Linked DNA regions of Homo sapiens: regions 2, 3 and 4 are each linked to region 1. The links are chromatin contacts, found by Hi-C or POLR2A ChIA-PET in ENCODE. All regions are on one chromosome and are shown on one strand. Each heading gives the region's core, a stretch centred on a gene start or an enhancer-like site at or near the end of the contact. The rest is flanking DNA. Distances are from core to core; before and after follow the strand shown.

Region 1 (2,700 bases), core at 161-2,660:
TGCAAAGAAGCTGTTGTCTCCAATTATTCAAGCCAAGGCTACAACAGTAGCCACAAATCTGCCAGTTATTTCCAATTAAGGCAGAACGATTGACTTAAAAAGCAATAGTTGTTTTTTTTCTCCACTGAGCTTTCAATTAGATAATGTCTATAACCTTTATAAAGCTGCAATTATACAGCCAAAAGAAAAAAAATTAATTGTGGTAAAACATACATAAAACTTACCACTTAAACCACTTTTAGGTGTGTAGTTCAGTGGCAGTAAGTACACTCACAATGTAATGCAGGCATCACCAAAATCCATCCCCAGGACTTTTTCATCTCTCCAAACTGAAACTCTGTCCCCATGAAACACCAACTTTCCATTCCCCCTTCCACCAGCCCTCAACAACCCCCATTCTATTTTCTGTCCCTATAAGTTTGACTCCTCTAGGTACCTTATTATATAAGTGGAATCACACAGTATTTGTCTTTTTTTGACTGGCTTACCTCCCTCAGCATAGTGTCCTCCAGGTTCATCCATGTAGTAGCAAGTGTCAGAATTTCGTTCTTTGTTCAGGCTAAAAAATGTTCCCTTGCATGCACAGACAACATTTTGCTTATCCATGTATCTGTTTTTGGACACTTAAATTGCCTCCACCCTTTTGGCTATTGTGAATAGTGCCGCTGTCAACGTGAGTGTAAAAACATTTCTTCTTGTACACCCTGTTTTAAATTCTTTTGGGTTATATACCCAGAAAAGAAAATGCTGGATCATATAACTGATTTGTTGAGGAACCGCAGTATTGTTCATCACATGGCTGCACCATTTTACATTCCCAACAGCAATATACAAGGGCTTCAATTTCTCTACATCTTCACCAACACTAATTTCTGGGGGTTTTGCTAGTAGCCATCCTAATGGGCGTGAAGTGGTATAAACAAAATTTAGATCCCATCATCTCCGAAAAGCAAATACACTTCCTAGTACTAGTCAGTACTAAATAGGTGCACAGCGTTTAGAACTTTACTTGATCCAACATAGCAGCCTGCCTAGAGCCGGAGCCCCGCCCACTCCGGAGTCCCGCCTGGACGCCGACGCAGCGAGGGCGCTATGGCTGGCGGCCTCGCCTCCTGGAAAGGCCATGGTCGCTGAGGCGACGAGCGAGGGCGGGGCAGCGCCGACGGGGACACTCATCCCGGGAGCCAGAGCCAGCACCGAGAGGGGACGGTCTACGCGGGTGCCGGCGGTTCCAGGACTGCGAAACCACGAGCCGAGTTTCGGTCGCCCATGGGAAAGCACCCGGCAGGGCGTGGCTTCGGGGCGGGGCGGGCAGAGGGCGGAGCAGGATGGAGAGGCGAGGTGGGCGGAGCAGAGGGCGTGGCTTCGGGGCAGAGTGGGCCGGGTACCGCGCTTGGTCTTAGCGCATGCGCACTCCCGGCAGCTACGCGACCTGTGACCATGGTGGCTGTGCTGGGCGGCCGGGGCGTGTTGCGCCTGCGGCTGCTTCTCTCAGCGCTGAAGCCCGGGATCCACGTCCCACGGGCCGGACCCGCGGCCGCGTTCGGGTAATGGCGGCCACCTCGCCCCGGGGATCCCCAGCATCGGCGCGCTCGAGGGGCGGCGGGAGGGGCGCGTGCCGACAGCAGGAGTTCCCGGCGCGCGGGCACGGGGCGTGGGCGCGGCCTGGCTGCCCTGTCGCCCTTTGTGCCGCGAGACCCCGATCCTGGGGGCCAGCCGCGCTTGGTGCTCGAGCCCCTCGATCGTGCATGCGCCTCGGTCAGCCTCAGTTCAAGGAGTCTGGAGCCGTGGAGGCTTGGGCTATAGAGTGCAGCCCCTTCAGTGTGCAGACCAGAGAGACCCAGGGAGATACATTTGCCTGTAGTATGGACTCACCCGTGACGGAGCACGGACTAGAATCCCAACGCCCTCATTAGTCCATTGCTCTGTCCAGAGTCCACACTAAGGGCATAAGGACAATAATCTCTTCTTTCTCTTATGTCAGAAATCAGCCTGAGCCTGAGTACCGCTAAGGCTTTAATCACGGGTCCCGAGAGCCCTAAGTCTTCTCTTTGCTTGCTGATCTCGTACCTTAATGTGCAAAAGAATCACGTTGGGAACTGAAAATTCAGAATCCTGGGCCTCACTCCCAGAGGATCTGATCTACATGTGTGGAGATGCCCAGGAATCTGCTTTATTCTCTTTTGTCCTCCCACCTGTCCCCCCATTTCAGGTAAAACAATAACAAAAAAACTGGATTAATTTCTGACCTTCTGTCTTGAAAATGGATACTCTTGGTCCCAAGAGATACTGGGCAGAAATGTGGATAGAGCGGCATGAAGCTTGTTTTACTTTATTCTCTACATACATCCCTACACACATGCAAACACACGTATACAACGAACGTACACAGTGCATGTGCGCAGTTGACTGTTGATGGGCTACTTTCATAAAGTCAGTACTAGATAGGTACACAGCGTTTAGAACTGTACTTGATCCAACATAGAAACTTTTAGTTTGAAAACTTGATTTAGAAGGAGAAAAGAGGGCAAATCTGACCAGCTTTTAAAATTTCATATTGCAATTGACTAGCTCCTTTAATTTTAGAATTATTATAAGATGGTCAGGGCTATTTTGATAGATGGAAAAACATGTTAATGGCTACAGCTGTATAAATTAACAGTGAAAATGATTATTTTTTCCAGTTTCCTGTCTGCAGAA
Region 2 (2,941 bases), core at 31-2,530, 170 kb before region 1:
GTGGTGGGCTGGCTTTGCTGTAGGCTGAAGTTTGCTGACCCCTGCCTTCAGTAATTCCTCCCTGCACCCCTTCAGGGTCCAAAGCCTCCAATCTTGCAATATAAAAAGATCTAACCTTAGTGACTGAATGATTCACTAAATACACAATTATATAGACAAGTTCCAGTTTATATAGAAGGTAATGAAATTAAAATAAGAATCTGTATCAACTCAAAATCTGTGCCCTTGGAGGTACACCTCTGGCCTCAGGCTGGTACGCTCAATACTGCAGCCCCTTCCTTCACCCTTCTTCACTGCAGAACTCAGAAAGCATGACGGGATTCCACATCTCCCCAAACCCACAAGACCTATAGTTCTGGCCTACACCATATAGAAAGCAGCTTTCCCTTTCTGAAACGCAGAACCACTAAGGGGAAGGTTTAGGCTCCCCTCCCCTCCCTTGTTCCTCCCCCTCCCTGCCACCGGGACTGCTGAAGCCAGCTCAGCCATCTTGTGACCATGAGGAAGAAGGCGACGTGCTGAGAATGGTGGAGCCGCCTCCCTGGGATCATCGCCCCAGTGCCAGACCAGCCCAGGTCTCACCTGCCTCCAGACCTCCTAGCAGGGGAGATGAGCTCCTAGGAGATAAACCATGGTGAACCGGGGTTTCTGTTATCTGTAGTCAAAGCCCTTGTACATCTTGTTAATCATTAAATTTTAAAGAGAGAAATTATTTTGCCAGGGGAAAATAGCACAGTTCATTTCAGAATAAAGCTTCAAAGAAAATAATTCTTTCTGAATTGCGAGGAGAACAGACAATGAAAATAAATTTCTTGAAAAACTGAAGGCTCAAGTTCAAGTTAGCCTGGAAGATCTAACTATGGTCAATGATCAAGAATACACTGTAATTAATCTATTCTGTTTACTTTGTCTATGTTCAAAAATTTCTATAGTTAAAGAAAAACAAAACAAGAGACAATAAAGAAGATTCAGTGAGAGGAAGATAAAGGGCCATCAGCAAATGACATCTTCCACGCTGGAGGTGGTTAATCTCAGTGTCTATCTACATGTTTGGTTTGGTTGTTTTAAAACAAAAATCTGTACTTATCCTTACTATCAAGAGAGGACTGAATATCACTCATCGGTTCAGCATTTACTAAGCACCAGCTACGTGTCTGGCACTTGTCAGAGAGTCCTCCCTGCTCAGCCTCAATTCAGCAGGCTGAGTTGTTCCGCTCCTGCAGTGTGGCACGGAGGCCAGCAGGAGGCGCGGTAGCGGGGCTTCCCGGGACGCCGCCAGAAAGAAAGGAGTGGGTAGGTCCTGATGGGAATGAAGCTAGAGAAAAGGAGGAAATGTCCGCTAGAAGATGGCACGCCATATCTGGAGTCTGAGCTTTAAGACCTTGATCGAGCCTGAGGGCTGCAGCTTCAGACTTGCCCTGTAGGTGGCAGGGCGGATGCCAGGCGCCCAGGGACACGAGGCCACCCAATGGATGTCAAGCAGGAGGGGCAGGGACAGAAAGGCCCCACGGCTGCAGACGCGGGAGGCCCCGAGCCGGAGACGCTCGTGTGAACACAGGCGCTGCTCCTGTCACGGCCCCTTACTCGCCTTGCTGACTTTAAACAGTCTCTCCTCGGTGTTCTCCTTGTCAAACTGTTCATCCCAGTTTCCTCTGAAATAGACAGCATTCACCAGAACCAGCCTTGTCAATGGATCCACTGAGCCCGGAGAGAGCAACTCCGCAATTTTACCTGAGCGGAAGAATTCAAGACCGCATTAGATAGGGGCGGCTGCGGATCCCCGACACATCAGGAATCGGCTGGGGCCTTCTCCTTCAGCAGTCAAGTGCACGGATAGAGAGTTCCACTGTCCCCCAAATATAAAGGGATACGTGTCCTTAAAGCAAAACAACAAAATCTTCTGGTACGAAAAACATCATCAATTGAATAAAACACACAAAGTGAACAAATATGCGTTAATTATGCAGGATGAGTTCCTAACACATGAGATAAGAAGCAATCATGGGTGCCTATGACTTAAAGACAAGAACTTAAAGGATTATCAAAAAGGTGGGCAGTCAGAAGATGTTCTTTACAAGCTTAAAGAACAGTTAGGCCAGACACAGTGGCTCACACCTATAATTCCAGCAGTTTGGGAGGCTGAGGTGTGAGGATCACTTGAGGCCAGGAGTTTGAGACCAACCTGGACAACATAGTGAGGCCTTGTCTCTTAAAAAAAAAATTTATTAAAATTAGCTGGGCATGGTGGTGCTACCTGTAGTCCCAATTACTTGGGAGACTGAAGCAGGAGGACCGCTTGAGCACAAGAATTGATGCTGTAATCCCAGCACTTTGGGAGGCCAAGGCGGGTGGATCACGAGGTCAAGAGATTGAGATCATCCTGGCCAACATGGTGAAAACCTGTCTCTACTAAAAAATACAAAAATTAGCAGGGCATGGTGGCACGTGCCTGTGATCCCAACTACTTGGGAGGTTGAGATAGGAGAATCACTTGAACCTGGGAGGCAGAGGTTGCAATGAGCCAAGATTGCACCATTGCACTCCAGCCTGGGCAATAAGAGCAAAACTCCATCTCAAAGAAAAAAAAAGAAAATTGAGGCTGCAGTGAATTGTGATTGTGTCACTGCATTCCAGCCTAGGTGACAGAGGGAGACCTTGTCTCAAAAAAAAAAAAAAAAAAAGTTTAAATTAAGAACCACAGATAGACCAGGGCGTGACCCAGTGTCCCACAGCAATGCATGGCAACTGTAGACTGTGCTACCCAAGAGGGAGGCAGCTTGAGATCCACACTGCGAATTTTTTATGTTACTTGTGAAAGGAAAAACTATATTAACATTAACACACTAACCCCCTCCTCAAAATTAAAACGTGGATTGATCCAGAAGAGGTATACCAAACACTGAAAGGCATCACGGGTACACCAAGGAAACAGGGAGAAATC
Region 3 (2,862 bases), core at 124-2,623, 220 kb before region 1:
ACCCCCACGCCACAGCCACACGGCACCTCAGAAAGCGGTGTCTTAATCCTCTTGTCCTTCCTCCTAAATCTCCCAGGGGCCCTTAGGCCCCTCAAAGGTGGCCGCTCAAAGCCACCTTGTTAAAACGGTGTCTTACCCACCTGCCCCCTCCCTTGATCCAGACTCACTGAGGTCACAGCCTCCACCTCTGGCCATCCTGAACCCCTCCCAAAGTCAACTCTTCACAAACACTGTTGGTCCCCCTTAGAAGGCCCCATGTCCATCACGGCATTAATTCCACTCACCCTCAAACACCGCGGCCCGGAGGCTCTGATTCCCACCCTGGAGGAGGTTCTCTTGACCCCGCCGGCGCGACCCTCCCCAGCACGACCCTTCCTCCCGAAGGTGATTCCTCATCTTGCTGGTGGTCCCCACAGACCGCAGGCTCTGCAGGCGAGCGCTGAGCCTGGCTCTGCAGATTCTCAGGACCCCATTCGTTTAGCTGAATTATTGAAAGAATTAAGATGGATAAGAGTGCTCAGATTTGAAACTCCGAGACTGGTGGCTTTATTTTTTTGTTGTTGTTGGTGGTGGTTTTTTTGTGTTTTTCTTTTTTTTGTTTTGAGACGAAGTCTCACTCTGTCTGCCAGGCTGGAGTGCAGTGGCGCAATCCCAGCTCACTGCAACCTCTGCCTCCCGAGTTGAAGTGATTTTCCTGCCTCAGCACATAGCTGACATTATTACAGGCGTGGGCCACCATGCCCGGCTAATTTCTGTATTTTTAGTAGAGACCGGTTTTCACCACGTTTGCCAGACTGGTCTCGAACTCCTGATCTCCAAGGATCCGACCGCCTTGGCCTCCCAAAGTGCTGGGATTACAGGCGTGAGCCACTGCGCCCGGCCGAGACTGGTGACTGTAAAGGACAGTGAAGAAGCAGGACAGACGTCATCCTGCGGATCCCAGAGCAGAGAAGAGCAGTGAGAACACAGGGCCGGCAGGTGGGGAGGAGGCTGCAGGGGAGGGCTTCGGCCAGGGAAGGGCAGCGAGGAGACATCCGGGAGGGAGGCGTCCGCGGTGGCTGTGGGCCGCCAAGGCGGAGACCGGCTGCCGCTCCCAGGCACCCCCCAGAGACCGTTGCTGACCCCACCGAGAAGGCACCGCCTCCCCGGGGCTCTTGGCTGAGCGACCTCTCCTGTCCTCCGGTCCCATCACTCGGTGGCAGCCGGTGGACCTGAAGCTCGCCACTCCCGTCCCCTACCCCAGCCGTGCGCGGGGACGCCCTCACCTGCCACCTAGTCCAGCGCTGCCGCCGTCTCCGTGCCGCGCTCCGAGCCTGGACGCCGACCCCCGAGGCGCAGGACCCGGCCCTGCTGCTGCGCTCGCCGCGGACTCCCGCTAGGGCCTCTGCAGGCACCGCTTTTATACCGCAGGGTCGGGCGCCTCCCACGCTTTCTGCGTTTAGGCGGAGCCTGGCGGGACCAGCGGGGGCGCCGCGCGTGGTGGCCGAGGTCAGAGCTGGGAGCAGGGTCAGGTCAGGGTCCCCCCAGTCCGCCCCGCCCGGGGCGATGTCCGCCAATGCTCCCGCCAGCCTGAGGCCGGCCAGGTTCCCAAGGCGCGCGCTCGGCCTCACCCACCCCCGGCGCCAGGGCCTCTTCAGGACCGGGTTCAGAACCTGACAGCCCAGAGAAGTAGGTTGGGAGCCTGCGGCGTCCAGGGCCTCCGCGCGAAGAAACAAGGCGTCTGCGGGAAAGGAGACGGAGCCTGGAACCCTGGGCTTTTGTACTTAAGGAAGCGAAGGTCGGGTGACAGCCAAGCTCCGTGTTCCAGTGGGAAGGTCCCATGGGTCTGTGTTCCACGCCTCTTGTCATGAATATGGGGGATTCACTTAGAACCAAAGCATTTGTTCCAGGTCCCACCACTAACTAGTACTAGTCCTGGGCCCAGAACCAGGCGTCCTCACTCCTAGTACCCAAGCCCTTCTCTAGCCACAGGTGTTTGGGCTGCGGTGTGGTGTAAGCAGCCCCATTTTCCCGCAAAGTGATGGGAAGAGACACTGAGTCACACGGGCTCAGGACACTCCTTGTGTCCTCTATCAGGGGGTCCAGAGGCAGGGACTCGGGGGAGTTGATGCAGCAGTTCGTGATGTCATCAGATATCCCCCCACCCCCTTCCATCTCAGGCTGGACTCAATTGGAAGCATTTCATGTTGGCACGGTGACGTCCAGAGGAAGGGAACAGACAAATGGCTCTCTCTGGAGCACGGAGCGTCGCCCAGAAGCCGTGCCCTCCTGTTTCAAATTGACCAGAATTAGAGCTTTCTCCTGAGGGCCTGAATTAGGGAGAAGCAAGGCAGGTGCCTAAGGCACAAAATTTCAGGAGGGCCACACGCATAGGTGCCAACCCTGCATTTGCGCGGCCCTGAGAATCAGAGCCTCCTTCAATTTGACACCCTAGGTGCCTAGCTTGTTTTTAAAAATAAAACCTTTATTAAAAGACAATTCACGGACCATAATATGCATCCTTTTAAAGCATACAATTCAATAGTTCTTGGTATATTGACAAAGCTGTCCAACTCTCACCACTATCTAACTCCAGAAGGTTTTCATCACCCTAAAAGGAACTGTGATACCCATTAGCAATTATTCTCCATTTCCTCCTTCCCACAACCCCTGGCTTCTGGGAGAGGCTCCGACCTCCAGATTTCTTTTCTGGCCCTGCGGATTGACCGACTGTGAAGATTTCATGCAAATTGAATCATACAATATGTGGTCTTTCCTGACTGCCTTCTTTCACTTAGCATAATGTTTTCAAGGGTCATTCTTGATGGTTCCAGGTAGCATTTGTTAGTACTTTATTTCTTTTTATAACTGAATAATACTTAT
Region 4 (2,859 bases), core at 314-2,813, 150 kb before region 1:
CGGGAGGTGGAGGTTGCAGTCAGCCGAAATCGCACCACTGCACTCCAGCCTGGCAAAAAAAAAAAAAAAAAAAATTTTCTTTCTTTGGATGCCTTGGCTTAATCCCAAGTGCAGTAAGCCTGGAAATGTAAGGTGTGTGGTCTTCCCTGGGACCGTACAACATCTGCTTGGGTGCCCTTATTATTACATATGTGGAAAAGAATGTTGGTTCTATTCATGCTAATTTCACTCTACTGTTACTGGTCCGTGTTAACTGTTTCATGCTGAATTGTAATAAAATGCATTGGAATTGGCCTTAACTTAAAATACTTAGTTTACATAGTCGAGTATGACCAAAGTACTTTTCTCTTTGGTGGCACATCACAATGGATGCAATTACTCAGATACGGTCCTGAAATGAGAACAAACGCCATCTATGCTGATAACAGCAGTCACTGGTGTTAATCCCAGCACACATAAAAGCCCCAGCAATACAAGGCCGGCCCAGGACCTTAACTAGAAGGTCACTGAACACATCAGATCTCATCGCATCAGGCCTGACCCCCACCAGAAAGGATGCAGGCAGCTGCAGGGCTGTCATTAGGCACGAGAGCATCCCAGAAAGCAAAAGTGCCCAAAAAATGGACTCAGATGCCCCCTCGCATCTGAGTATTCCTGACAGCATGTGAACATTAATTATTAATTTTCTGTACCTCAGTTTTCCGAAGCCAATCTTTAGGACAAAAAAAAAAAAAAAAAAAAGGAAGAAAATAACTTAAATGCCAATTTGTAGTTAAAGTTTCCTCTTTGCCTTGAAGACATCAAAGCCTGTAATAGTTTGCCTGTAGGGAGTTTAATTCAAACACAGAGCGGTAAGGAGATCCGGGCTGGTCCACACGATCGTCTCCACAGGTCTGGGCGACCTGAAAGTGCTGCGGATTGGCCAAGCCCAGCACGGCCAGTCCAGTGAACACACGCAGGGGGCCCGGATGGCACCGTTTGGCGCCGAACCCCTCGGCCTCTCTCCGCCTCCCGCCCGGCTCCTAACACCCGGCGCCCCAAGACTGAGCACGCGTCCTCCGGGTCGCGGAGCGGGCGAGGGGTCACCGAGGCCGCGGGGCCGACCGGGGTCACCTGTGGCCCGGGAGGCTCTGCGCCGCCCCCATCCCGCGCCGGCCGCCTCTTCCGTGGGCGCTGGGCCTGGGCGCCCGGGGTCCTCGGGTCCGCGGCGTCACCGGCCGGGCTCGCGGCCACGCACGACTCACCCGGCCGCGTCGCCGTTCTCTGCCGCTGCGAGGCTCCGGAAGGGAACCCAAGCCGGACGCTCGCCCGGGCCCCCGCCCCGCTGGGACTGCTGGGGTCACAGCCCCGCGCGGCCACGCCCCATTCTCGGGGCTCCAGCGTCCCCGCGCGCCGTCGACCCACGCGCGTTCCCGGCCCCGCGCGACCCCCACCCTGCCCCCCTCCCCGCTCGCGCCCCCGGCTTTCCCGACTTTGGAGCGACAAACCCAAGCCAGCGTGTCCGAGCGGCTCCCAAGCCAGACACGTACTCCAGAGCGGGGAGCGAGCGAGCAGAACGGCGGGCAGAGGCGCCGGAGCCGCCCCGGACCTCAAATACTCGCGGGGAGGCGGGCGGAGTCCCGGGTCTCGAGCTACCGTCGCCCGTCCGGAGCGCGAAGGGAGAGGCGGGGCGGGACGTGCGGGTCAACCCCACCCGCCAGCCGGAGGGGCCGCGAGTCCTGCCCGGAGGCCTTGACTTTGACCACAGTACAGGGCCCCACCAGCGTGTTTATGGTGCCTCTGTGGAGACTGAATGCTGGCCTGTTTCCAGAAAAGGGCCGGCTCCTGATACACGGCCATCCACTGGGGAGTGCAGAACACGCATTTAAAAATGAGCAGACTAGATACAGGTCACAAAGACTTTGCTGATGAAACAGCTTGCGGCAAAGAAGCCAGCCAGGGGCGGGCGCGGGGCTCACGCCAGTAATCCCAACACTGGGAGGCCGAGGCAGGCGGATCACTGGAGGTCAGGAGTTCCAGACCAGCCTGGCCAACATGGCAAAACCCCGTCTCTACTAAAAATACAAAAATTAGCCGAGTGTAATGGCGCGTGCCTGTAATCTCAGTTGCTGGGGAAGCTGAGGCAGGAGAATCACTTGAACCCGGGAGGCAGAGGCTGCAGTGAGCCGAGATGGCGCCACCGCACTCCAGTCTGGTCCGTCTCAAAAAAAAAAAAAAAAAAAAAAAAAAAAAAAGTAGACTAAATAGCTTTTGCAAAGCAAAAGGAATAGTCAAGCAGAGTAAACAGACAACCTACAGAGTGGGAGAAAATCTTCACAATCTATACATCCGACAAAGCAGTAATATCCAGAATCTACAAGAAACTCAAACAAATTAGCAAGAAAAAAAAATCCCATCAAAAAGTGGGCTGGCATGAATAGACAGTTCTCAAAAGAGGATATGCAAATGGCCAACAAACAAGAAAAAATGCTCAACATCACTAATGATTAGGGAAATGCAAATCAAAACCACAATGTGATACCACCTTACTCCCGCAAGAGTGGCCTTAATCAAAAAATCAAAAACTCAAAAAATAATAGATGTTGGCGTGGATTTGGTGAAGAGGGAACACCTCTACACTGCTGATGGATAGTACAACCACTGTGGAAAATAGTATGGCGATTCCTTAAATAACTAAAAATAGAACTACCATTTGATCCAGCAATCCCACTACTGGGTATCTACGCAGAGGAAAATAAGTCATTATACAAAAAAGATACTTGCACACGCATGTTAATAGCAGCACAATTCGTAATTGCAAAAACATGAAACCAACCCAAATGCCCATCAATCAAAGAGTGGATAAAGAAACTGTGGTAT

Evidence for each region. A loop is a pair of places that touch in the nucleus more often than their neighbours do. ChIA-PET counts read pairs that join two places held with the same protein, here RNA polymerase II (POLR2A). Pooled maps may share reads with other maps.
Region 2: a pooled map shows a loop between it and region 1 (2.7-fold over the local background). The contact joins the enhancer-like site here to the promoter of BPHL in region 1. A Hi-C loop is called at or near these places in 7 of 50 pooled maps.
Region 3: a pooled map shows a loop between it and region 1 (5-fold over the local background). The contact joins the promoter of SERPINB9 here to the promoter of BPHL in region 1. A Hi-C loop is called at or near these places in 3 of 50 pooled maps. POLR2A ChIA-PET finds 5 or more read pairs at or near these places in 2 of 52 experiments (OCI-LY7 and activated B cell).
Region 4: a pooled map shows a loop between it and region 1 (4-fold over the local background). The contact joins the promoter of SERPINB6 here to the promoter of BPHL in region 1. A Hi-C loop is called at or near these places in 3 of 168 maps with a recorded cell type or tissue (B cell, CD4-positive, alpha-beta memory T cell and naive thymus-derived CD4-positive, alpha-beta T cell), 4 of 37 single-sample maps with no recorded cell type and 16 of 50 pooled maps. POLR2A ChIA-PET finds 5 or more read pairs at or near these places in 6 of 52 experiments (CD4-positive, alpha-beta memory T cell, MCF 10A, Panc1 and 3 more).

The regions. Positions count from the first base shown.
Region 1 is chr6:3,117,301-3,120,000 of GRCh38, forward strand. It overlaps BPHL (biphenyl hydrolase like), which reads left to right and starts at 1,411. Exons shown (of 7, transcript NM_004332.4): 1 at 1,411-1,547. The coding sequence starts at 1,441. It overlaps LOC107986556 (a long non-coding RNA gene), which reads right to left and starts at 1,347. Exons shown (of 4, transcript XR_001743928.3): 1 at 489-1,347. RefSeq lists an enhancer at 645-1,280 and a silencer at 1,319-1,708.
Region 2 is chr6:2,951,456-2,954,396 of GRCh38, forward strand. SERPINB6 (serpin family B member 6) reads right to left here. Exons shown (of 7, transcript NM_004568.6): 5 at 1,589-1,731. Among named protein-coding and RNA genes, the nearest start is that of SERPINB6, 19 kb to the right of the region's middle. Within about 2 kb of position 1,281, at least 28 of the 41 ENCODE cell types and tissues checked have a DNase peak (open chromatin) inside an H3K27ac peak, as active enhancers do.
Region 3 is chr6:2,901,936-2,904,797 of GRCh38, forward strand. It overlaps SERPINB9 (serpin family B member 9), which reads right to left and starts at 1,374. Exons shown (of 7, transcript NM_004155.6): 1 at 1,266-1,374. RefSeq lists an enhancer at 838-1,339 and silencers at 1,050-1,099, 1,340-1,419, 1,520-1,569.
Region 4 is chr6:2,970,004-2,972,862 of GRCh38, forward strand. It overlaps SERPINB6 (serpin family B member 6), which reads right to left and starts at 1,564. Exons shown (of 7, transcript NM_004568.6): 1 at 1,530-1,564. RefSeq lists an enhancer at 1,345-1,869.